7 separate regions of the Mus musculus genome follow, and regions 2, 3, 4, 5, 6 and 7 are each linked to region 1. The links are chromatin loops, found by intact Hi-C in ENCODE. Cell type or tissue: left cerebral cortex. All regions are shown on one strand. Region 1 holds the start of Bmi1 (Bmi1 polycomb ring finger oncogene). Region 2 holds the start of Mllt10 (myeloid/lymphoid or mixed-lineage leukemia; translocated to, 10). Region 3 has its middle 5.8 kb from the start of Gm3363. Region 4 holds the start of Skida1 (SKI/DACH domain containing 1). Region 5 overlaps Dnajc1 (DnaJ heat shock protein family (Hsp40) member C1). Region 6 overlaps Dnajc1 (DnaJ heat shock protein family (Hsp40) member C1). Region 7 holds the start of Gm17762 (predicted gene, 17762).

What was found. A loop is a pair of places that touch in the nucleus more often than their neighbours do. Peaks named below come from ENCODE experiments on the same cell type or tissue, not always from the same donor. Only the 100,000 strongest peaks of a DNase experiment are listed, where the experiment ranks them.
Region 2: a loop joins it to region 1, with 5 times the contacts of the local background. A loop is called at or near these places in 16 of 42 quality-filtered maps.
Region 3: a loop joins it to region 1, with 2.3 times the contacts of the local background. A loop is called at or near these places in 12 of 42 quality-filtered maps.
Region 4: it touches region 1 in a loop (4-fold over the local background); 20 of 42 quality-filtered maps call a loop at or near these places.
Region 5: it touches region 1 in a loop (2.9-fold over the local background); 2 of 42 quality-filtered maps call a loop at or near these places.
Region 6: a loop joins it to region 1, with 2.3 times the contacts of the local background. A loop is called at or near these places in 3 of 42 quality-filtered maps.
Region 7: a loop joins it to region 1, with 5 times the contacts of the local background. A loop is called at or near these places in 17 of 42 quality-filtered maps.

Annotation. Positions count from the first base shown.
Region 1 is chr2:18,674,507-18,678,506 of GRCm38, reverse strand. It overlaps Commd3 (COMM domain containing 3), which reads right to left. Exons shown (of 8, transcript NM_147778.4): 5 at 3,791-3,851; 6 at 3,642-3,698; 7 at 3,498-3,557; 8 at 2,276-2,640. The coding sequence ends at 2,581. Bmi1 (Bmi1 polycomb ring finger oncogene) reads right to left here and starts at 1,489. Exons shown (of 10, transcript NM_007552.4): 1 at 1,038-1,489. In left cerebral cortex, CTCF peaks have their summits at 1,673 and 1,905; DNase peaks (open chromatin) are centred at 1,760, 2,240, 2,494, 2,665 and 4 more places; H3K4me3 peaks cover 2,567 bases; H3K27ac peaks cover 1,994 bases.
Region 2 is chr2:18,062,480-18,066,479 of GRCm38, reverse strand. Mllt10 (myeloid/lymphoid or mixed-lineage leukemia; translocated to, 10) reads right to left here and starts at 1,895. Exons shown (of 23, transcript NM_001252560.1): 1 at 1,616-1,895; 2 at 1,286-1,445. The coding sequence starts at 1,445. In left cerebral cortex, a CTCF peak has its summit at 2,339; DNase peaks (open chromatin) are centred at 948, 1,322, 1,911 and 2,440; H3K4me3 peaks cover 2,644 bases; H3K27ac peaks cover 2,108 bases.
Region 3 is chr2:18,764,710-18,768,709 of GRCm38, reverse strand. No RefSeq gene overlaps it. Among named protein-coding and RNA genes, the nearest start is that of Gm3363, 5.8 kb to the right of the region's middle. In left cerebral cortex, no CTCF peak of the experiment used is centred here; a DNase peak (open chromatin) is centred at 1,551; H3K4me3 peaks cover 1,981 bases; H3K27ac peaks cover 1,148 bases.
Region 4 is chr2:18,044,460-18,048,459 of GRCm38, reverse strand. It overlaps Skida1 (SKI/DACH domain containing 1), which reads left to right and starts at 11. Exons shown (of 1, transcript NM_028317.3): 1 at 11-4,000. The coding sequence starts at 121. The coding sequence ends at 2,850. In left cerebral cortex, no CTCF peak of the experiment used is centred here; DNase peaks (open chromatin) are centred at 873, 1,529, 2,125, 2,302 and 1 more place; H3K4me3 peaks cover 2,923 bases; H3K27ac peaks cover 2,304 bases.
Region 5 is chr2:18,353,422-18,357,421 of GRCm38, reverse strand. All of the region lies in intron 1 of Dnajc1 (DnaJ heat shock protein family (Hsp40) member C1), which reads left to right. Among named protein-coding and RNA genes, the nearest start is that of Dnajc1, 37 kb to the left of the region's middle. In left cerebral cortex, a CTCF peak has its summit at 1,924 (motif pointing left); a DNase peak (open chromatin) is centred at 1,927.
Region 6 is chr2:18,215,703-18,219,702 of GRCm38, reverse strand. Dnajc1 (DnaJ heat shock protein family (Hsp40) member C1) reads left to right here. Exons shown (of 12, transcript NM_007869.3): 11 at 1-252; 12 at 2,378-4,000. The coding sequence ends at 2,446. Among named protein-coding and RNA genes, the nearest start is that of Gm39761, 21 kb to the right of the region's middle. In left cerebral cortex, a CTCF peak has its summit at 1,656; DNase peaks (open chromatin) are centred at 365, 1,048 and 1,594; H3K27ac peaks cover 596 bases.
Region 7 is chr2:18,026,657-18,030,656 of GRCm38, reverse strand. All of the region lies in intron 1 of Gm33085 (a long non-coding RNA gene), which reads left to right. A930004D18Rik (RIKEN cDNA A930004D18 gene) reads left to right here. Exons shown (of 2, transcript NR_028376.1): 2 at 2,419-4,000. Gm17762 (predicted gene, 17762) reads right to left here and starts at 3,408. Exons shown (of 1, transcript NR_028378.1): 1 at 80-3,408. In left cerebral cortex, CTCF peaks have their summits at 1,654, 2,900 and 3,104 (motif pointing left); DNase peaks (open chromatin) are centred at 1,814, 2,638, 3,094 and 3,973; H3K4me3 peaks cover 2,694 bases; H3K27ac peaks cover 1,742 bases.

The DNA of each region.
Region 1 (4,000 bases):
GCTCCAGCGCTGTCAAGTCCAAATGACTACGTAAACATAAGCAATCAACGCGTTAGTGCTCCTTCTCCGAAGCATCCATCCCCTTACTTCATGACCTATTCTGACATTTAGCAAAATCTATAAAATGCAATGGACCTAAGTCTCAGCTCATCCCACAGCAAAGGGGAAAGTTGTAGTGTCTTCGAGAGAAAAGAAGAAAAAAGGAGGGGTGAGAGTGGAGAGAGAAAGGGCGCTCAGCAAGGCTAACGTACAGTCACCGGCTTCACTCCAAAACAAAGCTCAAATTTTAAATGCCCACCTCCTTGAGAGCTCGCCCCAAGTACGTATGGAACCCCTGTCCTCGACTCCCAACAAATACCACCTTGAAAACTTTACCCTTTCCAACACAAATGCACAAGACCTTGGAAACAACTGGGAACCGCCATCTTACCAGCCATCCAATTTCACACAAGTGTCCCTCCAACTTAAGTTAATAACATTTTTGTCGGGGCTCCCCCCAGCCTAACACCCACCTCGTCGGGATCGCTGTTCCCCACAGTACCCATCCCTATAAAATGGGGGCGTTCCCTGGAGGTTCAAAGACCTCCAGAGCCCTTTCTTCGGGAGAGGAGGGAAGCCACTGGACCCAGGCAGCGCCCGATCTCGGGATCCCGTCCCCGTTTCAGCAAAGTCTACCTCTCAACAAAGGGCGCAGCGGCCGCGGGAGCCGCGCAGGCTGGAGACACAAGTGCCGCTCTCGGGGACCATGTGCGGCGCGAGGGTGCCGAGGGGCGCTCGGGGGAGCGGGGAACTAAAACGTGGGGCGGCGCGGCGCGGCCGGGCGCGGGCGGCGGCCGGAGCGGCTGGAGCGCGGTCAGGCGGCGCTGGTGCGGGCTGCGGGGCGTCCGGCGCCGCGGGAGGCGGCGGGCGCGCGGGCGCGGGCGCGGGGCGCGGGCCGGTTGCCCACGCTGTCAGCGCCTCCGCCCCCCCCCCTCCACGCCGCCCCGACCCCCACCAGTCCCCGGCCACGGCCCGTCGGCGCCTCGCCTCCTACGTACCCGGAAAGAGCGGCCGGCGCGAGGCGATCTGAGCGGGCGGAAAAGACAATGAAAGTTAAAAGTCGTTCAGCATAAAATGAATGCGAGCCAAGCGGCCATCTTGGAGCGAGCCGCCGCCGCCGCTGTCAATGGGCACCGAGCGCGGCCGAGAGCAGCCACGGCCGCCGCGCTCCGCTCATGCCGCTCCCCCGCCGGCCTCCTGCTCGCGCGCTGCGGCCTCCTCCTCCCGCGCGGCCTCCTCCGCCTCCGCGCGGCCTCCGCCGCCGCCTCCTCGGGGCCTCTCCTCCTCCTCGGCGCAGCCGCCGCCTCCCGGCCGCGCTCGGGGGAGGGCGCGCAGAGGGGCCGAGCCGTATTATTCTGCGGGGCCGGGAGGTGTTGCTAAGCCTGCGCGGGGCTCCCTCGCCAACCTCCCCATTGTCTCTCCCGATCTCTGCCTTTAATACTACGATTATGATTTCAGACTCGCGTGGGGGAGGCGGGCTGGCGGGCGGGCGGGGGGCGCCGAGTGTGCTTGCGGGCCGGGTGGCGGGGGAGGGGAGGGAGGACCAGGAGGGGGAGGGGAGGGTGGAAAAAAATGCACGGCTGAAGGCAGAGTGGAAACTGACACCGGCTCCAAAATGGCTCGGAGTCCGCCCGCCCCCTCCCCCGCCCCCCGCCGGGTCACGTGCTCCCCTCATTCCTTAAGGGCGGCCTGGGAATTAGTGTCGGTGTAGTCGGGCCCGTGGCCGCCCCCTCCCCTCGCAGCGCGCCGCGAGCCGCGCGCCCAGCCCCCTCCCCTCCCCGCGCAGCGCGCCGGGGCCGCGACGGAGGCATTTCTCCACAGCGCCACACGCCGCTCTCCCGGCGCGGCCCGCTCGGCCCCGCACGCCGCCCCGCCCCCCACCATGTCTCCTGCTTCTGGCGCACACGTCCGCGGGGCCCGCCGCCGGGGGCGCCCGGCCGCTGCCCCGGCTCGGCCCTGCCGAACCTGCGCCGGATCGGGCCCGCGGAAACAACAGCGGCCGCCCCGCCCGCTGGCGGCCGGGAAGAGGCGCGCGCGGGCAGCGGCCGGGCTGGCTCCGCTCGCGGGGTCGGGCGGGCCGGGCGCAGGTAACGGGCGGGCCGGGCAGCGAGCACGGCCCGGCCGCACACCTTTCCCGAAACACTTAACCTGGGGCAAGGCAGGCGTCCGAGCCCACGCAGGGCAGATGTGCTTGGCACACTCAGTCGTCAAAGTCACACACAAACTCCAAACAGAATGCCGCCCTTCTTGTGGGAATACCACCGTATTTATTCAGGGTACGATACTTTAATAGGGCTTGAAGACGCTCAAGATAGAAGGAACGCAAGAGTAATACTGAAAATCCAGATGCTTAAGAGTCTCCCTCTTAACCATTTCACATGTGTAAAAAAAGTGTCAAAATTGATGGTTGGCATCACTTCAAAAGGGTGCTAGCTCTTTTTCCACTGAAAATGACATCCAGCTCGCGCGAACGATGGTCCAGCAGGAGACAAGGCGCGTCTGGTTTTCCTCTAGGCTCCTGGGGTCATCAGCCTCCCCAAATTACAACTGAGTTGCTCTTTCCAGGCTTTTTGAAGCATCCTTAAGTTTCCCCACCAAGTCCTAAAAGATGTACAATCATGTCACAACTTGGGCATACAAGTGAGGAAGCAGCAACTCTGAAGCAGCTGCAAGAACACAGTCGGAAGGAAGAACACCTAAGGAGTCCACGGGAGCTCAACAGCTCGCAAAGCCCTTTGGAAAAGAAGCGCTTCTTCTGCTGGATCTGGTCCTCCAATCAGGTATTCAAGTTCTAGTTAAAAGGGAATTTCTAACAGAATTTTTGCAGGCTGAGAATATCTAAATTATCTCTCAACTTCTCTAAGGAAGGTTATGATTCACACACATTTTCTGTTTAAAGTTTCGCTAATATTTACTCTAAAGTGACTACAGATGTCTTTGGAACATTTAATTTCATTCAAATTTTCAGGAATGATCTTCATTTTATTTAATTGGTAAGAAATTCGTTAGCATATCCATCAATCAACGAAGACTTTAATTTCTTCAGTTTTACACTGAAAATATTAACAGTTTTAAGAACTTGTGTGAACTTTCCCTTTATAGGGTAATTTAAAACTCCTGCTTAAAACTTTGGAAGTTTAATTTGTGAAAGGCATTCTCCAATCTCTTACTTTTGCTCAGTTTTATGAGTCAGATGCATGATGGAATGAAAGAAAGTGTGCTGAACTCAAACTTTAAAGTTATTTTTCAATTAGGGGCACCAGTAAATGCAGGCTACTGGGGATGTTACTATGTTACTTTTAAAAGTGAAATCTATGTTAAATTTCTGCTTTCCATTCTCTCTTTGCCATTAAAACCTAAACCAACCTTCATTACCTGATGCTGGGAATATTATAAAGTCTCCATAACAGTTCTCAAATGCCCACTGAAAGAAACATTTAAAGGTCCTAATACTGTACCTGTAACTGTTCCATGTTGCAACTAAAATTAATCTCTGGGTAGGATTGGGAATCATTGTTCTATGGAAGAAAAAAATGTTTGTTTATATAAAGGAAATGAAAATTTTTATTACACATAATTTTTAGACAAGGATCTATACATACCTCTACATTTAAGGTCACCAAATATCCAGGTCGGTACATCTTATGAAGTTGGTTGGTCTAAAACAACACAAAACATCAGTCTTTAACTCTAACCTTTTTAAAAAAAAAGTTCCTCTAACTCCCTCTACAGAAAAGCTTGTTATCTTTACCTTTATCTGGTACTCCAAGCGCCAAGAAACATCAGTTATATGAGGGAGAGATCTGCCTATACTGAAAGACAATGATAATTTTGTAGTATCTACAGAAAAACTTTCAGGATTTTCTCAATGGTGTCTTTCTCTTCTTAACTCGTTTCATTCCACTCTGAACTTAAAGACTGTTGAACCTCATCTTCAAGTTCAAAAGAGTGAAAGCACACC
Region 2 (4,000 bases), 610 kb after region 1:
GATGATACCCTGACTCAAGAAAATGAAAACTAAAATTAAAGCAAAAATGTTTTCATTTACCTCTCTCCCCTTTGGGAAGACCCTCCCATTACATTACCCCCCCCCAAAAAAAGCAAAACCTTTAGGCTCACACCTTCATTTCCCATACTTGAGGGGCAGAATTGTTGCTTGTCTGCACCCTGCCTGGGCTACACAGCAAGCTCCTATGTAAAAAACAAAAACTTCCCAGGTAGGACACACTCCAGAGGCAGAGGCAGGAGGATCTTTAATTTTGAGGCCATTTATGGGCTATAGAGCCAAGTTCCAGGACAGTGAAGGCTACAGAGAAAACCCTGTCTCATTTAAAAAATAAAAAGTAAAAATTAAAACCTTCCAACACTCAGTTTTAACTTCAGGAATAGGAAGGGTGGATCTGTTTAAGACTACACAGTGAGTCACCCAAAAAAACATTATCTAGTCTTTCGTCCTGAACCCCCAATCCCCTAACGACTTGAAAGGGACAGTCTTCAATAAGCAGAAAAACATGCTAAAGAGTTCCCCGTGGGGGAGTGGGAGGGAAGGGGCGATTAAGGGGGTACCCAAAACATTCACCCCATGAGAACATCTAAAAATAGACTCAACCTCCAAAGGCTCTTGGGGCACCACCAGCACTACTTCTTGGGGTCCATGACCAGGTCGGCTCAGCCCAGACACTCCCTCAGGGACACCTTCCAGTGTCTTCGCAGAAGCACCCAGTGGCCCCCAACAGCAGGGTCCATGCCAGAGAGCTCTGGGTGCAGCGGGCAGGGCCCACCTTCTCTCTCTCTCCCTCTACTCAGAGGCAGGTTGTCCCAGGCCACAGGAAGTCTCCTGACAACGCTGCGGCAGACCGGGAGCAGGCAGGGGAGGGGGAGGAGGCCTCCGGTTCCCAAAGCCACCACGCGCCGTCACCGTGACTCCAGCGCGGGTCTCGCGCTCCCACCCTACCCTGCGCAGGACGCGGCCCGACGCCGGCGGCCACCTAATGACACTTGAGTGAGCGCGGAGTCACGTGATAGCCCGGGCCACACGCACTTTCTCCCACAGGCCGGGGCACAGCCCGAGCCCGCGGCGACCACGCCGGGCTCCCGCGGGCTGCGCGCCGGGCGGGGCGGGGGGCGGGGCGAGGCGGCGGCGGGGGCGGAGCGGCGGCGGCGGCGGGCGGGCCGGGGGAGGGGCGGCGGTGGCAGTTGCCGCCGGGCGGGGGAGGGGAGCCGTGACGGTTGGGAGCGGGCCGGTTCGGCCCGGCGGGCGGTTGGGTGTTTACCTTGATGCACCGCGACGCTGCAGCCGTGCCCGTCGCAATAAACCAGCGGGTTCTCGGCCCAGCCTCTCTCGTCTGAGCAAACGCAACAGCCTCCAATCATTTCCTTCATACTATGGGAGACCTCGTCCTCCAGTGACACGGGCCGGTCGCTAGAGACCATCTAAGAGGGAGTTGGGGGGGACCATTAACAAACACAAGCAAGCCACCGAGAGCTCCCCACACGCAGCCCTTCGCGCCCGCCCTCCCGCCAGCCCGATCGACCGACCGACCCCGGCCCGGTCTCCGCCAGCCCGCCCGCCCTCCCTCCCGCCCGCTCGGCCGCTCGCTCACTCGGGCTTTGCCGCTCAGTCACTCACGTTCCGCACAGGAGTCAGGAGCCATGTCCTTGCTGACTCCCCCCACCTCCCCGCCACCGTCTCCTCCTCCTCCTCCTCCTCCGCGGCGTCCTCCCTCCCCACCTCCACCCGGCCGCTAACGCCGCCGCCCGAGGAGGGCACACATAATCAAGCAGGCCTCCGCACAGGCGCACTGGGGGGCTCCCGCTGGGCCCGGGGCGGCGAGGGAGGGGAAGGGGCTGCGCTTCCTCCTCCGAGCGTCACCCGGCGTACGCGTCGGCCCGCCCTGCGGCCGGCGTGAGGGAGGCGGCCCAGAGAGGCGAGGCCTGCGTGCGCGCCGCCGCGTCCCCTGGCCCCTGCCTACCTCCAGGCTTTCCCCTCCCCCGCACCGCTCGGCGGCGCCGAGGTGTGCGGAGGTGGGGGACGAGCGGAGTCGGCTGCTCAGCGCGGCCGGAGTGAGTCTACCGGAGGGCTCTGGGGCGCACGAGGGCCGGGACGTTGGGCGGCCGTCGCCTCGCGGGCCCCGGGCGCGCATGAGGAAGAGGCCGCGGCGGGGCGGGGTGCGGTGGGGGCCGGGGTCGCTGAGAGGCGCCCCCGGGGGCGTCTCGTGGCGCCGGGAACCTACCTGAAGGCCTGTGCCTCGAGAACTGGCCCGCGGGTAACAATGGTTGGGAGAGGGTGCCAGCTTCCATGAAGGGTGTAATGAAGCATGGCTTCCTGCAGTTGGCCGCGCTAACTTCACAGTACTGTCGCAGCTTCGCCACCCATTAAATTCACGTCCTGGATTCTTCCCAAAGTTCACCCAGTGGAAGTGTTACCAGATCTACCGCCCACTTACGCACCTTCTTGGCCCCCGTGGCAAATGAAAGTGCATCACAGACAGGCAAAAAGCCTGTGTTTGGGCTATATTCTGAGCGGGAGCCCCAAGACTGCATTATAGCTTGGTAGGTATACAAGTGGTTGGTCGCGTTAGCAACGTAATAGTCTGATCTGGAAAAATGCAGCTAAAGGAGGAAGGAACCCACGTTCTAGCCTGTCACCAAAGGTTAACAGCATTGAGAGTGTGGTGCCCAGTTTAGATTGAGGATTCCTCTAATCTTAGCTCGATTCTCCAAATTTACCTTTTCAAATGTGATGTCATTTAAATTGGAGAAATATGAGAGCTTCCTCCCAATACACAAATAAAATATAGATTAGATTAGACCAATGTTAGCAGATTAATTAGCTAGATATTGAGTAGTTTTTAAGCTACCAAAAAAATGTTTCCCTAATCCTTTCTCCATGTACACCCAATATTGATTTTAAGCAAAAAGTGTTCGTTCATTAAACTTTAGCATGAAATGGGAATTATGAATAGGCTATTTAAATGACAAACAGTTCCAAGGCAACTTCATGGTTTTTGGTTAATTACAAGTACAAAGGGCTTATTAGAAACTAACAATATAATATGGTCTGGAAAATACACTTACATGATGCTAAAACACCCCAAGTTCTAAGCACTCCACAGAAAATATATTAAGTTTTAAAATGTTCAAAAAGGGTAATGTGGCTGTTCTTTTCCTATTTCAAAATAATTGCTAAAGTTGTAAGAATAGTGATCGATACAGCACAATGTAAGCATCTGTGGTCAGATATATTCAAAAGCTATGTGAAATCCAAACTAATGGGGGATTTACCAAAGCTTGTGATAGGAAGACAATATGTCCAAAGGGACACAAAACTAAGGATTCTGTTTTAATATTAATACATTTAGAAATGGTGACTACAGATTAGTAAAATGACATTTTTAGGAGGATATGGTAATAAATTTCTGGACCTCTAATGATGCTCTTAACATAACTATGACTTGTACAAAGCTAGGGCAACTTTCAAACAGAAGTTTACTGTTTTAACTGTACCAAATATTTTACCTTTACCCTTATACAAAGGAAGTCAGTTCATTGTCTAAATCCTGTTTTGCCTCATAATATAGACTAATTTTGGTGCAAATCAATGTGGAACTTCCCAAACACTGAAGTCAAGCCTATGCACTAAATAATTTAAAAATACATTTCATTTTATTTTTAATACATTGGAGCTTAGTTCTTGAGATGGAACTAATTTGTATGAAAAAAAAGGGTAAGAATCTTACCTCATTCTGTAACACCTAATAAATGTAGGTAAACACTTGCTCTTTTCAAGACAAAAACAAAACTGTCATTTATATGAAGTTTTGACATTTACAAAAAAAAAAAAGGGAAAATGTGTTTAGAAAAAAACAGGAAAGATGCACAGTTTATGCCACGCTTATATATAAATAATAGTATCTGAAGCAGAAATTTTGTGAAAGCATACATGCATACAGGTTGACACACTGGAAGTCCAATTATTTTAAAACTGG
Region 3 (4,000 bases), 90 kb before region 1:
TCAAAAAGTAAAAGCGAGTTAAGAACCATTTTCCTTGTGTCCTGTGGTATGTTTATCCTCAACTCACAGGACCTTTAAGTAATGCTTTTTTTTTTTTAACTTGCTGATTCAGTAAATATCTGCAATGCTGTATATATTGCCAAATAACATACTAGGCTCCAGGGAAAAAAAGTGAACTCCTGTGTTTTTTTGTTGTTGTTGTTGTTGTTTTGTTTTTTTTTTTTTTAGTAGGTTTACAGGAAGGAGAGAAACCAATAAGCAAATACATAAACTGTATGCAAAAGGTTTAAAATGTCATGACTGTGGGAGGTAATTGGCGAAAAGTAGTTCTAAAGCCAGCCTTGAGCTCACATTCCGCCTTGCTGGTATTATTTATTTGCTATTACTTATTTGTTTTCTCATTCCTGACAGGTTGTATGAACAAATAGATGATGACTTCTTAGACTTCAGTTTCTTCCCACGTTTGCTTTGGATAGTCTTAAATCATAGGACCCCTAACCCTAATTCTAACACAGGTCAATTCCCTCCCCTAGGCCCCGAGGTCACATTGCTTCTGCCAAGGGTTGCACACCATCCCGAGGAGGCCTCATATTCTTTTTTCTCTTCTCTTCTCTTCTCTTCTCTTCTCTTCTCTTCTCTTCTCTTCTCTTCTCTTCTCTTCTCTTCTCTTCTCTTCTCTTCTCTTCTCTTCTCCTCTCCTCTCCTCTCCTCTCCTCTCCTCTCCTCTCCTCTCCTCTCCTCTCCTCTCCTCTCCTCTCCTCTCCTCTCCTCTTCTCCTCCTCTCCTCTCCTCTCCCCCTCCCCTCTCCTCCTCTCCTCTCCTTCTCCCCATCCCCTCTCCTCCTCTCCCCTCCCCTCCCCTCCCCTCCCCTCCTCTCCCCTCCCCTCCCCTCTCCTCCTCTCCCCTCCTCTCCTCTCTTCTTTTTCCTTTCCTTTCCTTTCCTTTCTTTTCCTCCTTTTCTTTTCTTTTCTTTTCTTTTCTTTTCTTTTCTTTCTTTCTTCCTTCCCTCCCTCCCTCCTTTCCTTCCCTTCCTTCCTTCCCTCCTTCCTTCCTTTCTTTCCTTTCTCCTAACACAAGATGATGGTGCAAAGAGCCAGAAAACTAGCTTCTGTACGCAATTTTGAGCACAAGAAAACAATAAAACCCAAAGATCAAAACCCTAAAGGGGACAACGGCCAGTGGCTCAAAGCTAAAGGAGAAGGTGGTGCACAATCCAAATCCACGCCCCAGCCTTTGCCCTCCTTCCGCCCCAGGAAGGCCGACAGACAAAGCCACCCGGTGAGTCCATGAGTAGGGGAACAATGCCCTGGCGCTCAGCACAAAACGAAAGTCCGCTGCGGGGCCCGAGGGGATGGCAGGCCGGGGCGCCTTGGGCCCACGCGTCCCGACCCCAACTCCCGACGCCATTCAAGCAGACACCGCGCAGAACAAGGTCAGCTCTGTGCAGCGCGCGGCGGCAGCGCGGCCACCCCTGCTCCCGGGAAGCCCAGCGACGACATCGGGAAAGGCGCCCACGGAGAGCTTACGAGCCCCACGATCCCCGAGCCAAGCGCCCAGCCGGGAAGTAGAGCCGTCCGCGCGCGGAGGGAAACGCCGGGTGTAGTGCGGTTTGTCCTTGCTCTTATAAGCATGCTGCTCCCGGAACCGCTGCCTTAGACCGAGTTCGGGTTATTTTCTGGCCAGGATTCTACCTTCTGTGAGCCTGAGGATCCGTCATCTGCGCACTCCAGTGGCCCAGCGGCCGCCCAGCTCCAGCTTCGGGGACGTTCTGGGCCTGGATTGCATCCGAGGGTGATTGCGCCCACTTCCAGGGAGCAGGTTTTACCAGTGTCTGTTCTGGTCAGTGGAGTGCTGTTCTGGTCAGGATGGTGAGGAGTAATGAGGATAATGCAGGTAACACTGTCTAAAAGCACATCACACCCTCAAGAAGGAACCTAGCATTAACTCAGTGTTAATACAGGTAACAACTCACAAGGATCTGAAAACATAACATGAGGAAAATCGCAGAAAAGATCACGACCAACTAGAGTCCATGTTTAAAAGCTGTAAACAAAGCCTTTGCCTGGCCAGAAAACGAAAGTAGTACACTGCAGGCTGGACAATAACTTTATAGCTCAAAAGCAGTGGTGATTACATCACAGTTGCCACAATTCACAGAAGTGTAATCTAAAGGTATATAAAGTTTATTCTGCTCAAACTGTAAGTAAAATAATGTCCTCAAAAGTTGGCCGAAGTAGGGTGTCTGTTTTGGGGGAGAAGCTGCTGCTAGGGGGTAGGTGACTGAGAGACAAGCTGATAGGAAAAAAATATTTACTGCTTAGGAAATTTACATGAGCCTTAAAAGCATCCTTCTCAGAACTAAGTCCTCTAAGAGTAGATTCACTCCAACAATAGAAAGAAAATATCCTAAAGAACAATATGGCAATGTTGTTGCCTAAAGAACACCCAGAGCAATTGATGTACTTCTCCAGATTTACTTAGCCCCACCAACCTCACCACCACCTCTGCTTCGTGGTGTCCAGGGCTGGCCTTTCTGCGGAGGGTTCCACTCCTGTTCCCTCCCTGACAGATAACCCCCAACAAATGAGGGTAAAGATTCAACCCTGCTTCCTTATAGGGGCCCTGATGGTGGAATGTTCTGCCTCTATCTGCCCAAGGTCCCAGCGCAAGGTGAGTTAGAACAGTATGAGACAAACCTTCACAGAGGCAGAAAACAAACACTACCCGGCATATCAGTCTCTACCACGGACACTCCCAAGGCTTGAGCTTTGCCTGAAAGCTGCAGAACGAACAGTCAGCTACACTTTCTCATACGTGTTCACTAACGTGCTACTTTGTATCTGTTTTCCTTTCTGTTTAGGAACAGTCAGCTGTACTTTCTCATAAGTGTTCACTAACGTGCTACTTTGTATTTGTTTTCCTTTCTGTTTAGGAACAGTCAGCAGTACTTTCTCACAAGTGTTCACTAACGTGCTACTTTGTATCTGTTTTCCTTTCTGTTTCTCCTTGCTCTTGATGCCCTGGGATTCCATCTTCTCATCAAATCTTAACACTTAAAATTGCCCTCAAGGTTAGCTTTTCTTTGGCAGTGTTTGGGTGTTACGTATACTTTCCTAAAGATTTCACAACCATGACAAACTTTTTTTTTTCTCTCTCTGTTTTGGCTCTGGATTACTGTCTCATTAAAGTGCTAGTTTAGAAGGCAATCGGTTGAGAATCATTGCCAAATATTTGGGCTTGGGAGAGAGATAAAAGTTTGGGCTTCTATTTATTTGGTTTCAATTGGTGTTTCCTCATACAAGCTAATTCCTAGATCATAGGCTCTTACATGCTTTCAACATTTGGAAGTATGAAAAGTTGAGATGCATGTTTGTGTAAAACAAAAATACTTTCAATTATGCTTATAAAACTGTTAATCTGGATCTCTAATTATATGTTTTAGTGCATCTTCACAAAGCTGTTTTGCTTGTTCTAAAATCACTAGGAGAAGATAAATTATGAGCCTTTTACCGCAACCTCTAGCTCACAGTGCTTTGCAAAACAATTTTTCTTGACACTATTTTAAATATAAGAGCATTAGGTTCATGATTTTAATAATAATTGCACAGGTTTGTGGCAACATGTTTATTGAAGATTCATCAGACACATTCTGCCTCCCACCTGGCTTGCCAATCATCTGTAATTTGATCAACAGTAATTCGAGATGGGACTCAGTAGGGTCAGATGTTAAATAGAACATTTCCACTTTTCTAACCACAAAATCCTCCCTCTCTTGGCCACTTAAAACCTGTTACATAATCTGCAAACACATGAATGTAATGATTTCTGCTGCAGGCCTTGGTAAAGATCACATACCTGCAAACTTGCTTTTCTATTGCAGTTTACTGCTTAAAATTCTAGCCTTGAAAGCCACTTAAAATACATAATCTGCTTTCATCTACATCTGTAGCTAGTGAATTGGTGTTTGCAATGAAAACTTTTTCTCTTATTGTGTTTACAA
Region 4 (4,000 bases), 630 kb after region 1:
TTATTAGCAGGATGCCTTGAGACACACGCAGCATCTGGCGGAGGATTAACATACATACATGTGTATGTATGCGTCACGTATATATTTACTGCAAATGGTGGGGATCATTTAGTGCCCGAGATGGGAGACCTGAAGTCAGGTTTCGAAGAGGTGGATGGCGTGAGGCTCGGCTACCTCATCATTAAAGGGAAGCAAATGTTTGCTCTCTCCCAAGTCTTCACAGATCTGCTGAAAAACATCCCGAGGACGACCGTGCACAAGCGCATGGATCATCTGAAAGTGAAAAAGCACCACTGCGATCTGGAGGAGTTGCGGAAACTCAAAGCAATCAACAGTATCGCCTTCCACGCGGCCAAATGCACGCTCATCTCCCGGGAAGACGTAGAAGCGCTCTACACATCCTGCAAAACCGAGCGTGTGCTCAAGACCAAGCGAAGGAGAGTCGGTCGGGCCCTGGCCACAAAGGCGCCGCCGCCAGAGCGCGCCGCCGCCGCCAGCCCCCGCCCGGCTTTTTGGAAGGACAAGCACCAACTTTGGCGGGGCCTGAGCGGAGCCGCGCGGCCCCTGCCAATCAGCGCGCAGTCCCAGCGTCCGGGCGCCGCCGCCGCGCGCCCCGCCGCCCATCTACCTCAGATTTTTAGCAAATACCCGGGCTCCCACTACCCGGAGATCGTTCGCTCGCCTTGCAAATCCTCTTTAAACTATGAAACTGCCCAGCTCCAGGGAAACTACGTCGCCTTCCACTCGGACCCCGCTTATTTTCGGAGCCTGCTGTGCAGCAAGCACCCGGCTGCAGCCGCCGCCGCCGCCGCCGCCGCTGCTGCTGCCGCCGCCGCCGCCGCCTACTACCAGACTGCCGGGCCTCAGCCCAAGGCGGCGACCGGCGCGGGAGGCCCAGTGAGCCTGACTTACCGCTGCAAGCGCAAGCGCGGGGGCGCCAAGAACTGCCTGCTCCCGCCTCACGCCGGAGCCCGGCGCCTGCTGCTGCTGCCCAGATCCTACAAAGCCAAGGCGGCGGCGGCGGCAGCAGCGGCGGCTGCTGCTGCGGCGGCGGCGGCCGGGGCCACTTGCTTGGAGAGGTTTCATCTGGTCAACAGCTTCTGCCCGCCTCCCCACCACCACCATCACCATCACCACCATCATCATCACCATCACCACCGAGCCCAGCAGCCAACGCCGAGTCACCACCCCTCTCATCACCACCGGCCGCAACCCCATCTAGGAAGCTTTCCCGAGAGTTGTAGCAGCGACTCCGAGTCCAGCTCCTACTCCGACCATGCAGCCAATGACTCGGATTTTGGCTCCAGTTTGTCCAGCTCCAGCAACTCGGTGTCCTCAGAGGAAGAGGAGGAGGAAGGAGAGGAGGAGGAGGAAGAGGAGGAGGAGGAAGAGGGGGGCAGCGGGGCCTCGGATTCCAGTGAAATCAGCTCGGAGGAGGAGGATTCTTCCACCGAGTCAGACTCCAGCTCCGGGTCCAGCCAAGTGTCAGTGCAGAGCATCCGTTTCAGGCGCACCAGCTTCTGCAAGCCTCCCAGCGTGCAGGCGCAGGCCAACTTCTTGTACCATCTGGCCTCCGCCGCCGCTGCAACCAAACCCGCTGCTTTCGAGGATGCCGGCCGACTTCCCGACCTCAAGAGTAGTGTCAAAGCCGAGTCACCAGAGGAGTGGAGTCTGCAGAGCTGGGCTCCCAAAGGGACTCCGGTGTACTGCCCGGCCAGCTTGGGGAGTTGTTTCCCAGAGATAAGAAACGATAGGGTATCTGAGATTACATTCCCACACTCTGAAATATCCAGTACTGTAAAGAGAACTGACCTGACAATTAACTGCCATGCAGAGGGGGCCTCTTCACCTAGCCCAAAGACAAACAATGTATTTCCACAACAAAGAATACTCCGAGAGGCTAGGAAATGCCTACAAGCAACTCCTACTACACACTGTGCAGAAAACAGCACAATAGCTGCTAGGTTCTTAAATAATGATTCGTGTGGAACAACAGCAAATTCAGGAAAAGATTCCAAAATCCCTCATTGTCCTGAATTTGCTACGGATTTACCCTCTCTTCAAAGTGATCCCAGAGTGGATACAGCAACAGCAGCAGCAGCAGCAGCAGCAGCAACTAAAGCTGAGAGTCTCTGCACTGGTACAGGTGACAAGACATTGCCATTTCTGCACAATATTAAAATCAAAGTAGAAGACAGTAGTGCTAATGAAGAATATGAACCTGAGCTTATTACAAATAAGCTAAAGTGGGAGTGCAATGATGCCGAGGGTGAGTTTTACAATATGACTGAGAAGAAGGAGGAGGACGCCTTGGTACCCACAGCCAAGGAAGGTTTTGCATGCCCTGAGAAAGAAACGCCTTCCTTAAATCCACTGGCTCAGAGTCAGGGCCTCTCATGCACTTTAGGATCTCCAAAACCTGAGGATGGGGAATATAAATTTGGTGCCAGGGTGAGAAAAAATTACCGGACACTAGTACTGGGCAAACGACCAGTCCTTCAGACACCTCCAGTCAAACCAAATTTGAAATCAGCTAGAAGCCCTCGTCCTACAGGTAAAACTGAGACACATGAAGGAACACTGGATGACTTTACAGTTTTAAACAGACGCAAAAAGGTAGCCAGCAATGTAGCATCAGCAGTGAAAAGGCCATTTAATTTCATGGCAAATTTTCCTTGTCCACCTTCACTCATTATTGGGAAGGATGGGGATTTGTGGCCAGCGTATTCCTTAAACACCACTAAGGATTCCCAACCTCCTCACAAGGCCCATCCTATATGGAAATGGCAGCTGGGCGGTTCTGCAATACCTCTTCCACCTAGTCACAAATTCAGGAAATTTAATTCATAAAAAAATGTTTTGGAAGATATTTTCTCGAACCATATTACCTTCCTTTTGTTGTAAACTGCACAGGATGGCTTGTACCAAGTCCATTAATGGTGTTACACCCCTTTTGGAGTCCTGGTTTATCGCATTTTGAAGACAAAAATCGGATTACTTTTTTTTCCCATTGCGGGTTGTTTTTTTTTTTTTTTTATGGTGGGGGAGGGGTGGGAGAAGGGTTGGTTTACATACCACAGACTACTTCAGGCTAAAGACTCAAGTAACACTCAGTTATTATGGTAGAGCTGGAACACTTTACTGTTTCAATGGTAATAATGCACCGGTACCTCAATTCAACTGCTACAAATAAATGTCAAAAGGTTGAATAATAAATATCACAATGAGCCATTAAGTTTATGCACTAGATTTCAGACCTGAAAGTGTAACTGGTATTCAGTGAAAGTTTGTTAGGTTACATGGTTACACAATGAGGTAGCAAGAAGTTTCTGTGAGCCCAAATGTAATTTTCTGGAGCTCTTATTTGTGGGGTGTCTTTTTTATTTTTTTTCTAAACCCAGATTCCCTTTCCAATAGTAGTTGCACTTAACTGTTTTTTTGTTTTGTTTTGTTTTGTTTTTTAATGGAAAGATTGGGGGTCTGAGTCCTGATTGGATGCTGATTTAAAAGCTGCCCATTGTGTGAGAAGTAAAAAAATACTTTTTTTTTTTTAACCTTTACAGTCACTCCTTGCAACTGGAAAAGCCCCTTCTGCGCTCTCACCCAAACATTTAAAATAGGATGACTCTTGCTGTGCTCCTGCTTGTCTTCTGATCTGAAGATAACTCTTCAAGCTTTCAAAACAATTAAAACATTTCTCTTAATAGCAGGATGTTTAATGGTCTAACTCATCCTAGTGTCCAAGCAGTAAATACAACCAAGAAAAAGAGTCATAACACCCCAAGTGAAAAATAACTGATTTCAGGGCTTTTTGGTATTAGAACTCAGGCACTTGGATTTTATTACCTTATGCTTTTTTTTTTCTGCATCTCTCTAAACTTCTGTTTCAGGCCATCCTGTGTATAGAACAGGAGAGTTTCTACTGCAAGTGACAATCAGAGGTGACTATCTATATTTGCACTTAAAATCAAAGTAGTTCCACAGGCAAGTGGTCTAGCCC
Region 5 (4,000 bases), 320 kb after region 1:
AGGTTTCTTCATCATATTTGATTTGCATCTCTATCTCAGCAAAACGACCAAAATCACTAAGCAGTTGATGTTTAGAAAATTGATACCTCTGACTTTATTTTGTTGTGCTATCTATCTATCTCCTTAGCCTCTTTTCTCTACCATGAGAACTACTGTAAATATGATCCAGGTTCTAATATTGCTTTTCTCATATCTTTCCCATCCTTGGGGGTTATTTTTATTTTTGATAGCCTAAGAAGTCAGGACTTGTTTTACAAATGGTAAATGTATTCCAAAATTAGTGAAATTTTCCTTAATTTTTTTAGCTGTAAAATATCTATGGATTGCCATTTAAATGGAATATTATTGTCTGTTAGTCTCTGTTGTATATTATCCGGATAAACTAAAATTTGCTTTTTAATAATCTTTGGTTGGTTTTTTCTAATTTTATCTTCTGTCTCTACCTGAGTATTTTCCTTGATTAATATATTGTTTCTCTCTTAAGGGCTGTGCCAATATTTCCTATCTCTCCAGTGCTTGTTTCTCTGTCATCCTGGCATTTTCTTCATTATAGTAACCTCTTCTTCAAAGCCTGCTCCCATGTCTTACATTTTTCCTTTTGCTGTTTGTTCTTTTTGTTCCATAAGTTCTTGTATCCTCTCTTCAGAGCTCTGCTTCCATATTTTATTTTACTTTGTATTGCAATTCTGATATTCTAATGTTTATTTTGATCAATTAATTTTAATAAAATATCCTCCAGGCCTTGCTTCCAAATATCATTATTTTCTCTCTACTGTTCAGTCTGATCTGTAAAATTCTGCATCTTTTGTTCTAGCATCTTTTCCAGCTCCTGTCTCTAACATTCATTTTCCTCGCTCTGTTGCTTATCGCATGAGCGATAAATTCCAGTACCTTTTGTTCCAGTGTTTCCTCTAGGCTGTATTGTCAAGTCTTAAATTTCTCTCTCTGTTCTTCATTCTTTTCTATAAATTCCTGTATCTTCTATTCTAAGCCCTGCTTCCATAATTTTTATTTTTCTTTATGTTGTAATTCTGATATTGTAACATCTTATTTATTTTGATTTATTAACTTTATTAAGTTATCCTCTGGGCTTTGCTTCCAAATATTATTGCTATCTCTCTGTTACTAAGTTTGATCTATGAAATTCTGAATTTTTTGTACTATAGTCTTTTTCTAGCTCCTGTTGCCAATTTTCAGCCCATTTCTCTTCCTGTCTTCATACTCGGGTTTATAATTTTCTGAATTCTCTCTATTGCCTTACCACTTTCATAAAATCTTTACATCCCTTTTCTAAAGCTAGTGAATTTCTTTTAGGGACTTGTTTTTTTGTGAAGACATAGAAAATGAAGATGGTTATTAGGATAAAACTGAAACTTAAGATTGTAATAATGATAACTGGCAAGTTGTCAGTTGCCTTTAAATCTATCCCTTTCAAACTGTTCAAAATAGCATCACATAAAATCTAGAATGTATTTGTCTTAGTTAGGGTTTCATTGCTGTGAAGAGACACCATGACCAAGACAACTCTTGTAAGGACAACATTGAATTGGGGTTGCCTTACAGGTTCTGAGGTTCAGTCCGTTCTTATCAAGGCAGGAAGCATGGCAGCATCCAGGCAGGCATGGCAGTGGAGGAGCTGAGTATTCTACATCTTCATCAAAGGAAGCCAGGAACAGACTGTCTCCCAGGCAGCTAGGAGAAGGGTCTTAAAGTCTACCCCTACAGTGAAACATTTCTTCCCACAAGGCTACACCTCCTCCAACAAGATCACACATTCTAATAGTGCCACTCTCTGGGCCAAATATTCAAACCACCACAGTATTTTTTATTTGTCACCTTTAGATGTCTTTTTTTTCCCCAGAATTATCAATTTATAGTTCTTATTACCTGATCCAGAGCTTCTTGTACCTTTGTCTCCCTCTGGTGTTTGATTCAGGACATTCCAGTCCTTTCTGATTCTTCTATTCATAGGTAGGGGCTGACTAGAAAAACTGAGGTGTCTGTGCTTCTGAGCTATTGCTGTTTTTTATTTGGGGTTTCTGGGTTTTTTTGTTTTTGTTTTTTGTTTTTGTCTAGAATGCAACCTGCAGTACAAGCTGTCTGGAGAGCAGGTCTGGCTGTCCTGTTTAAACATGTGCCTGTGAGAAGGCTTTGAAAAGTTAGCAGCCATTTTTCAGCTGCTGATCTTCAGCTGTGTATCAAGTAGCCATGACCCCAGCGTCTGTGGTCCTTTTCTGGGGCGAAGGGAACTCCAACTGTGTTGTGACATTGGTGCCCCCTAACATCCCAGCTCGGTGCTGGTATGCTGCCTTTTGTTTGGGGTATGTGCAGGGGTGTATAGCTCTCTGTACACCCTGAGACCCACTCAGCATTTGCTTTTGACCTTGCTGCAGCTTTAGAACACAGCTCTGGTTGTTTATATTTGAGGGTCGGGGTGGGGTGAACTTTTATCTCAGGTTAGTTTAGTTCTAAGCCCCACGTTGGGCGACAATTTGTTGGTGGATTTTCCAGTCCTAATAAGCCAGTGTAAAAGACACACAATCCAGATATTTTAATTATAAGCCATATGCCTAGATTGGGCAGATCTAAGACTATCCTAACTTATTCCCCAGCTGTGAGGACCCTTGTTACTTTCTTTTTCTCCTGGCCATGTGGTTCTAGTCCATGCTGGCTTCCTCCTCCACTGTCTTCTTCTTGTCCCTCTCTCTCTACCTGTAATTCCCTCTCGGGCCTCCAGTCTCACCATTTTCTCCACTGCCCAATCACAGTCTCTAACCTTTTATTGACCAGTTAAATTGGGGAGAAGTTTCACGATGACATCACTTGAGTACATAATGGTCTGCTCGTTGGGGACAACCACCTCTTGTGGAACCAGTATTAGCATAGAATACAAGCAACATCAGGCCAGCCTACTACAGAAAAAGTATATATTTGCTTATGTGTGAATGTTAGCTGTTAGGTTTTAGATAACAGGCTGTAATCTGTATAACCACAGAGGTTAAGTATAGACTAAGGGACTACTGGGGAGGGAAGAATCTCTCTAGGAGGGAGAAATAGAATAATAGTTTTCTGTGGACAGGGGCATGGGTAACTGTAACAGGAGAACCAAATGGGGAGGGTGAGGGAAGAGGTAGGGTAAAGGATGAAATATGGGAAGGGATAGTTAGAACTAAGGGCCATTTAGGGGTTATATAGAAACCTACTACAATAGAAGGGGCTTTAAATATATACATGTATGAAAGAAATCTAAATTGGAATTACCAAATAACAAAGGAGGCAAAGCCCCAACTAGGCATCTCTGTCTACAAAATGAAACTTTCAGTGTTGAAAATTGGTTATATCTAATTGAGTTGTTGGATACAGAGGCATCATTGAAACCCCCAAATAACCCAAGTTATTGCCAAGGCTATTGGTTGTTTTCAAACATTGATGGCAATGTCCTCTTGTTGAAGATACACCTACATAACTTACTGAATATGGAGAAGTTGGGCTGGTCCCTACCTAGAACTGACTAATGTTCACAGTATTGAAAATTACTCTGCACATTACCAGAGGAGAAAGTTAAAACCAACCCAGATACAAACACTGTGATCTACAATGATGATGATCTGCCTACAGGATACACTGATGCAATAATGGCACAGAAGTTGTGGGACCACTCTCTGCTTGAAACTAAAGTGTATTACATAAGATGGAACCCATTCCCACCCTGCTCTAGTGGCCAATTAACCTGGGACTAGATAGGTTATGGACCCAGGGGAAACCAAATAGTACTGTTCTGCTAAAGGAACATAGCAGTACAAAGACTCCTAACGACATTCTACTGTACTCATAGATTAGTATTTTGTTCAGCCATCATCAGAGATTCTATCCAGTTTATAGACTGTGACAGCATGCACAGAGCCTGACAGGGGAAGTGGACACAAGCCTTCATCCTTAACCCAGAAGCTATCTGTAGTTGATTCCTCTCACAAAGGAAGGAAAAATTGGTTTTCAACAA
Region 6 (4,000 bases), 460 kb after region 1:
AGGGCGGCTGAGGCTGTAACCAGAGTGGAGCCAGAGGAGAAGCTGAGAGGAAAGAGGCAAAAAGACTTTGATATATCAGAACAAAACGATTCCAGTGACGAAGAGAAACAACGAAAAGAAAGAACTCGTGCTGCAGAGGAGGCGTGGACTCAGAGTCAGCAGAAACTTCTGGAATTGGCATTACAGCAATACCCTAAAGGAGCTTCTGACCGCTGGGACAAAATAGCCAAATGTGTCCCGTCTAAGAGTAAGGTATGTAACACTGCAGGGGAGTGGGTGGACCCATGCTTCCTTCCCCGGCTTACAGCCCTTTCTTCCATGCCCCACTGGCTACAGGACCTTGTGTTTCACAGTTGTCTTCGTCTCTCCTCAGCTCGTGAATCTGCACACTTGCCAAGGTAGAGATGAGGTCAGGATGCTAAGAATAGCCATTATGCAGAATAGCTCGCTCTTCTCGAAGAAAATGAGAGCTATGAAACAGAACTCAGTCAGTGGGCAAGGGTGCTGGCCTTCAAACTTGCTTGACGGCTCAATCTCTGCAATTCACATGGTGGAAAGAAAGAACCAACTCCCTCAAATTGTCCCAGGATGTGTCTGGCCACACGTGTAAACATGCATTCATGTATACACACAAACAAACATACATACATGTAATATATTTTATTATAGATATATGTGATATATAATGTGTGTATGTATTTAAACATGTGTACATATTTTTAAAGAAACAAAAACTTCCCACTGCAGCCTGCCAGCCTACTGGAAAGTTTGTCCTACTCAGGAAGTACTTTATGAGTGAAACAGAGCTGCCAAGAAGTGTCCCTGCTCCACAGAAGGTGGGGTAGGGTCCCCTGGCTCTGTGACAAGTGTGACCCAAAGGGTGAGCAGGGCCAACCCCTACACTGTCAGCGTAACTCGGTGTGGCAATGCTTTGGTTTTGGTGGCACTTGGCCACCCAGAGATGAGCGGCTGCTAAGACACCATTCTCAAACACAGCAGAGGTGACCTGCTGAGAGCCCAATGTGCCCTCCCCACCACTGTGATTTGTACTGGGAGGCTTGGAGCTCCTGGGTAAGGTTTCCAGGCCAGCCGTCCTCCCCAGTGCTCCCTGAAGGCTGTGTTCCAAGTGTGAGGCACCCGGAGCACACAGAAATCAAAAGCAGCCTCTGGGCACATTGAATTCCTTAATTGAAATTCTATGTTGGAAAGCCTAGCTTGTGGCCATGCATATCCCTGAGTGCACAGGTCTACCTACTTTACGTTGATGAAACTGAGTTTCTGGAGAGAAAAATAAGCCATTAGCAATTAATCTCTTTAAGCACAAATTCTTCCAATCTCTACAGCTGGTTTGCCGAAAGTAATTATTTCACTGAGTTTCTCTAACTTCTGTCAGACTCAGCCATTTACATGTGTAATAAATTGAATTTTGCTCAAAATTAAAGCAGCAGAGAGGAGCAGAACCTTCTTGTTTGCCCCAGAGAGGAGCAGGGCTTCCATGGCCCACAAGTATCCCTTAGCTTTGACTGCAACCTAACCCCACAGGCGCGGGAGGGATGCCCACTGACCATCTGGTGTCAGCTGCCTTGGAGGGAGCTCAGGTTCTGTCAGGAGACACTGCCTCCTGCCTGCTCAGCCTTCAGCACTACCCACACTGTCCTGTTGAGGGCTGAATGCTGAGTGGCCATGGCTGTTTCTGTGCTAATACTTTGAAGGCATGGGTGGGTGATGGTGGAATGTAGGGAGGCACTCACCACAAGATGCTCATCCTACACTGATGCACCCATCCTGTCCCGGGTACCTGATTAAGGACACTGTTTAGCACAGCAGTCATTTGCCCTGGACCCTGAACTAACATGCTTACAGTACCATAGGGTTGGTATCATCTAGACAGGAAGAGAATAGATTCTAAAATATATATCATGCCCACCTGAAAATAGCGGCCACTTCCTTCCATCTTCTCCACCTTTCCCACTCCATGAGGTACCGTCCATGCTAGTTCTGTGCTGCATAGGAAGGTCCCAGCAGCCACCAGGGAGAAGCACGAGCAAAGCATGAGAGCATTGTAGCCCCAGGTTTCTTGGATTCTCTGGACTGGGATGTGATGAGAGGGAGTTCCCATGGTAGAAGGGTTAGCAAGCTGAGTGGGGACGCCACACTGCACTCCATAGGCAACCCTCAGCTATTCCTGCAGCAGATCTTCTCTGACCAGGTCTGCCTGGGACCAACTAGGCTTTCCCAGAAGATTGTAAAGGAAATGAACACAGGCTTCTTCATTAGGACTGGGCAGTAACTCGCAGAGAGGTCACAGCGAGCTGACAGCACCAGGAGCACTGACCCAAGAAAGAACTGTCACCACCTCTTTCTTTATTTCCCACAGGAAGACTGCATTGCTAGATACAAGCTGCTGGTTGAACTGGTCCAAAAGAAAAAGCAGGCTAAAAGCTGAATCTTCTGGAAGGTGACGATCAATGACCATCATTTTCCAAACAAGTACTCGAGAAATCTCATGCAGAAACTTATATTTTGTACCTCAGTATTTCTAAACATCATGTGCCTTAGTAAAAAAAAGAAAGGAAGAAAGAAAGAAAGAAAAAGAGAGGGGGGGGAGAAAGAAAGAAAAAAAGAAAGAAAGAATGAATCAATTATAGATGCTGTAAGGTGCCATTTACAGGCCTTCCTTGTGTTTCCAGGGGAGAGTGTGGTGCCAAAAATATGAGGTCCTCTGTTGGCCAGCGAAGGAGGGAAAAACAGGTGCACCAGGTGGAATTTGAGATAAAGCAAATAAGTTTGATTGTCAAATGAGAAATTTAAGCCTGGAAGGTGGTTCAGTGGATAAAACCGCTGACTGCTAAGCCTGCCAGTCTGCACTCACTCTCCAGCAAGCACATGTTCACAGGAGCTGTCCTCTGACCTCTGCATTCATATTGTGGTACAGCACACACATCCGAGCCCACATAGACACATGCACATGAATACATGGATCTAAAATTTTTAAAGAATTTCTTGCTTTTGTTTGAAACTTGAAAACGCTTTGGGCTTGTTCTTCAGTTTTGTTGTGTTTTGGAGAGAATGCTTTGCTTTTGTGTATGTCTGTGTACCAGAAGACGACATTGGATCCCATAGATCTGTTGTATGGATGGCTGTAAGTCACCATGTATGTAGGTGATGGAAATTGAACTTCAGTCCAGCCCCTTGTTTGAAACTTTAGAAGGAAACTTCAAACTGCTGCCAAGCAAGAGATGTGCTCCACTGGCTACAGTGTGCTGTTTGTGGTCATGCCCAGTTCTACACAATGACACCTCAGTACCCAGTATGTTACTGTTAGCAGGTAAGGCCTCTCAGTGTGATGAGCTGTTGCCAAAACTCAATGTCTGCCCCTTCGCCTAAGGTCTCAAAGACAAACCAACAACTCCAAAGTCCATGCAGGCTAACCTTATATAGTTTATATAGGGTTACTTACAGTGGATGAGGGCTTATGGGTTGGAGCAGAGGTGACCTTAAAGCAGCCACACTGGAAGGTCTGCAGCCGGAAGGGATGGTGTCTTCCCAAGGCTTCATTGAGGGAGCCAGCTTCCCTAATCCTTCCTACCTACAGAGTCTAACACCTTCCAGAGACCCTAAAGCACATGCAATTAGAACAGAATTGCATACAGCTGGATAGTGGGGGTTGCCTGGCTACTCACATAACTGTTCCATGACTCCCTCCCCAACCCCTCCTTTCCAAGATGTGAGTCCAAGTCTGTCAAGCAGACCCAGCTGGCCTCCTGAAGGTGGTGGCAATTTGACCTATTATCATGGGCATAACCACACACAAAGTCCCTAGGAAGCCAATGGTCTTCTTCCTCTCATTGAAGAACAGGCCTGGCAAAGATGCACTCTGGCTTCAGCCTCCAACTTCCAGCAGAGCTGCTTCTGCTTTTAGCCACTATGCATGTTGTTAAAGAGTGGTTTTCTAGAGAGGCCCTGTCCCGTAAGTACCTGTGGACTGTCGTTAAGGGTG
Region 7 (4,000 bases), 650 kb after region 1:
GATCCTGTTTTAATCCCATTTCAGCCTAAATTATAGTGGGAAAATATAAGATCCAAGAAAAGAGTATTACACCAGCATAGACTGACCGAAAGTTTTAATTGTAGTAAAGGAGAATTAAAGAGTGAAGCTGAAGTACTTTCCAACAGTTTCAGGACTAGTGCTGATAATTAAGCAGGATGCTCAGATGGATGGAGCAGAGTAGATTCTAAGAATATTGATGTGGTATAAAATACTTCATACTTACTTGGGGTGACACGTGTTTGGAGAGAGATATCACAAGGTTTTCCTAACTTTGTACATATGAGAAAAACATCATATGGCCTTTTAGATTGGTCAAAAGGCAGGGCCATTAGCAAATTCATGGTGAGAAATAACTAGACACTTTACAGTTAGAGTCTAAATATCCATTGTTATTTGGAAGACCTTATTACTGTGGAGAGGATTTTATATTAAGGCCAAAAGTTGTACTAACACTAAATTTAGTCCAGAAAACTGCAGTAGCTGTTTTTCAGTTCATGTTAGAAAGGGGGAATGTGTTTTGCAGTTTTAATAACAGAAAGGTGTAAGCTAATGCAGGTTGTGGGTTTGATCAGAGTCTGGTGTGTGGCAACCACTCTACAAAAATTTTGATTCTTTAATGGAATTCGTCTTCAAATCTTAGAAACGTAAAATATCGAAAGTCTTAGGAATCATGTATTAAGCTGCGTCAATTGACTACAGCAAGGAGACAAAGCAGCAATACAAAGATACGTATGTTCTTGTATTTTAGCAAGTCACAGCAAAGGGAAATGTGATTAGACATGAAGGCAGAGGTGCAAATTCACCTCTAATAATGGAACAGGAAGAGTTGCTGCATGGCATAGCTTCGCAGCCATTCTGAGGGGTGGGCTTTAACAAGCAGCCTCTGTTGCATGGGAAACTGGGACTCTTAAGAATTATTTTTGCATCAAGAAGGGACTAAAATTAATTATTAGAAGCTCAGTAATCACGAAATAAACTCCGAGCTTTGAGGTTAAAAACAGATGACTATCTTCATGTTCAATTATACAGTATCAATTACTAATACAACCAGTGTTTCAGTGTCCCAGCACCACTAGATACCATCTTTTATGAAGATACCTTGGTATTAATTAATGACTTCTTTATTCTCATTATTCACAAGGAAAAATAGGGGTCGTGTCACACTAAAATTAAGATTATCTTAGTTTATCTGGGCTCTTAAACAAAGATCATTCAAACTAATTATATTTTGAATTAACAGGGGTAGGCAATTTATCGCTTAACTTTTTTTTTTTTGTTCAAAGACAGGAAAATAAAGATCAGAAATAAGCAGAGTTTCATTTTAAAGGCAGAAAGAAGCAAACATGTCCTGACTTTTGCAGTATTTCCCTTGCTAAAGGGGGAATGAAGGAACTGTAAAAGACGTGACTTTGCAAAGTCAAGTCCTTTTTAAAAGACTTGGATCGAAATTCTTGCTATGCAACAAGGATTCAAGTTTGATTAATTTTCTGCAAGCGACGTGACAGCGGTGTTTTAAAAGATTAATTAAAATTGAAGTGATACGGAGCAGGAATCCAACCTGCAGAGGCGTCCCTGGCGCCTTGGGGGTGCGGGGGGGAGGCTTTGCAAGCCAGTCCCAAGCCCGAACTACCGGCTTTCCCGAGCCTGGGACGCAATTCCCCGTCTCCTGGAGAGGAACGCGGAATTTGGCAGGGCGCCCGTCTGGCCGCCTGGCATACCGAGCTGGCCGCCAGCTCTCAGGGGTGGGGACGGGGTGTGTCCCCCGGAACCCGCTGCGGAGAGAAGAGCTAGCGCGCCTTTAGACCAGCCAGTGAGGACCTGGGTCAAGCCAAGAGGCGGGAGGGGGGCTCCCGTAAGCCTGGAGCCTACATCCACAGGCCGAGCAGCTACTCCAGCCGCTGCACCTACTTGGTGACACCCTGCTGGTACGGAACCCTCCCCCAACCCGGCCGAGAGCAAACGTGCTGGAGTGCGAGGAATGAGGACTGCAGTCTGCGGAGATTGGTGCACAGGGCGGAGGCTGGGGAGAGCTCCGCCGGGCTACGGCTCCTGGGCCCAGATTCTGGGCCTGGATAAGCAGTGCTGCCTGGTCACCTCGGACACGGGACCCTTCACTGTGCAATTGCCCTCCCCTCCCCCGCAGTTTCGCGCTCTAGCTCCCCTCCCCCACCCCACATCCTGCTCCCCTCGCTTTACTCCGCGACGCCTTCAAACAAGTAAGAAATTAAGCCGAACACAATTGTAACTGTACTCAGGGAGACACAATCGCCCAAGCCCTTGGGGTCACGCGCAGCAGAGGGGCGACGCGGGTGGTGCCGCCTAGGGTGGGGTGGAGAGGGCGTTCGTTTGCAATCAGACTCCTGGGCGCGACATACAATGTCCCATTCTCCCTTCTAGGGCTCTGGGGTCCTCACGAAGAGAGGCTGTGCCGGGACCATGCGCCCAAGGTCCGAGGATGTCCTCTGCGACCTGCGGCGGGCGTGTGGGTTCAGGCCCAAACGAGTCCCAGGAGTTTCTCAGCGCCTGGAAGTAGACGTGGTCTCTCTAGCCCCTGGCGTCAGTCTTTACCCTTCCTCTTCCTGGAGACCCGGGAGGCCGCGACGTGGAAAGAGAGGCGGGAAAGCCCGCACGGAGCTGCCCAAGTAGAGGGCGGTGGGGCTCAGGGGACTCTAAAGGCGAGAACTGAGGGTCGGAAGCCTGGGGACAATCCTTTCCCCTCCACGTGCAGCGGGGACACCTCCTCCCCGGGGAACCCATCCAGCTGCTCCCAACCTGGAGAACAAAGGGTCTGGGAAGCACGGCCGGGGTCGGAGAGCGGAGGTGGAGGGACGCAGGAAGGCAGGCGGTGGGGGCAGGGAAGGGCGCCTGCTTGCACTTCCTCTCTGGCCCGAATGACGGAAAGCTCCATGGTGCTAGCGCCTCGTTGAGGCTGTTTTTCAATCCTGGAGGGCTCGGGTTCCTTACCTAGCGGCCGCACCCGCGCCCTTCCTTCCCTAGGGTCCCCACCCCCTCCGGGGACTAAGGCCTGGAAGCTGCAGAGCCTGCTGTGCCCTGGCGCGGGAGGAACCGCGAGGCACCAGCGCCCCCTGCAGGTGCCAGGGATCTCCGCAGCCGGGCGCTCCGGGACTCTTAAGGTGGAACTGCCTGATAATCTATCACGCTAGTGAATGTGGGTGGAGGTTGGTAGTTCTCGCCTCACCCTCGTGCGCAAGGGTCCCCCAAGCGAAACGGGCCTGACGGACCAGAATCCCGGAGTCTGTCCCTCACTGATGTTATTTTCTGGACCCTTGGCCTCACCATCTGCAGAACCTCTTCTTTGGATGTCCCACTATGGATCGACAAGTCACACTGATATTTCCCAGCAGTGTAAGAGGATGCCTAAATCTTGCTTCAAGGCCTTTCTATAACTGGAAAGCAAACTTTTACTTTTCTTTATTATACGTAAGTGACTGTGAGCATGGGATGAGATTGGCCAATCTCGGAATCTTCTCACTCCCAGCAAATTCGTGGACAGGTGCACGTACTATAGGACTGGACCACGCGTCCAGCCTGTGTGGGATCTACGTCTCGCATCTTCAGCGACCTCTGCTCGGTGTTATCCTATACTTCTTTTTTCTTCTTTCTTTCTTGAACCGACTGATAAACATGAAAACTCTTGAAAGTGTCCTCCACGAACTTCAGCTTCTTGGAGGAAACCCTATGAATGAGCAAGTAGAGTTCCGCGAGGTCTCAGTCTATTCCCTCTCGGTTGGCGCCTGGGAGCATGGGGCTGCAGACTGTCCCTGGACTATGGCACACCCATGACCCGGGAGCGGCGGAGGAGAGCCGGGACTGGAACGCACAGGGCTTGAAGGCCGGCTGCTGGCATTGAGTGTGCGGATAATTCACACCGTGGGAACTCCCCTCCCCCTGGGCACTGGGCCTGGGAACCGCCCCGCGGGTGGATGGCCGATGGTCCCTGGGGTAGGTGTTAGCGCCT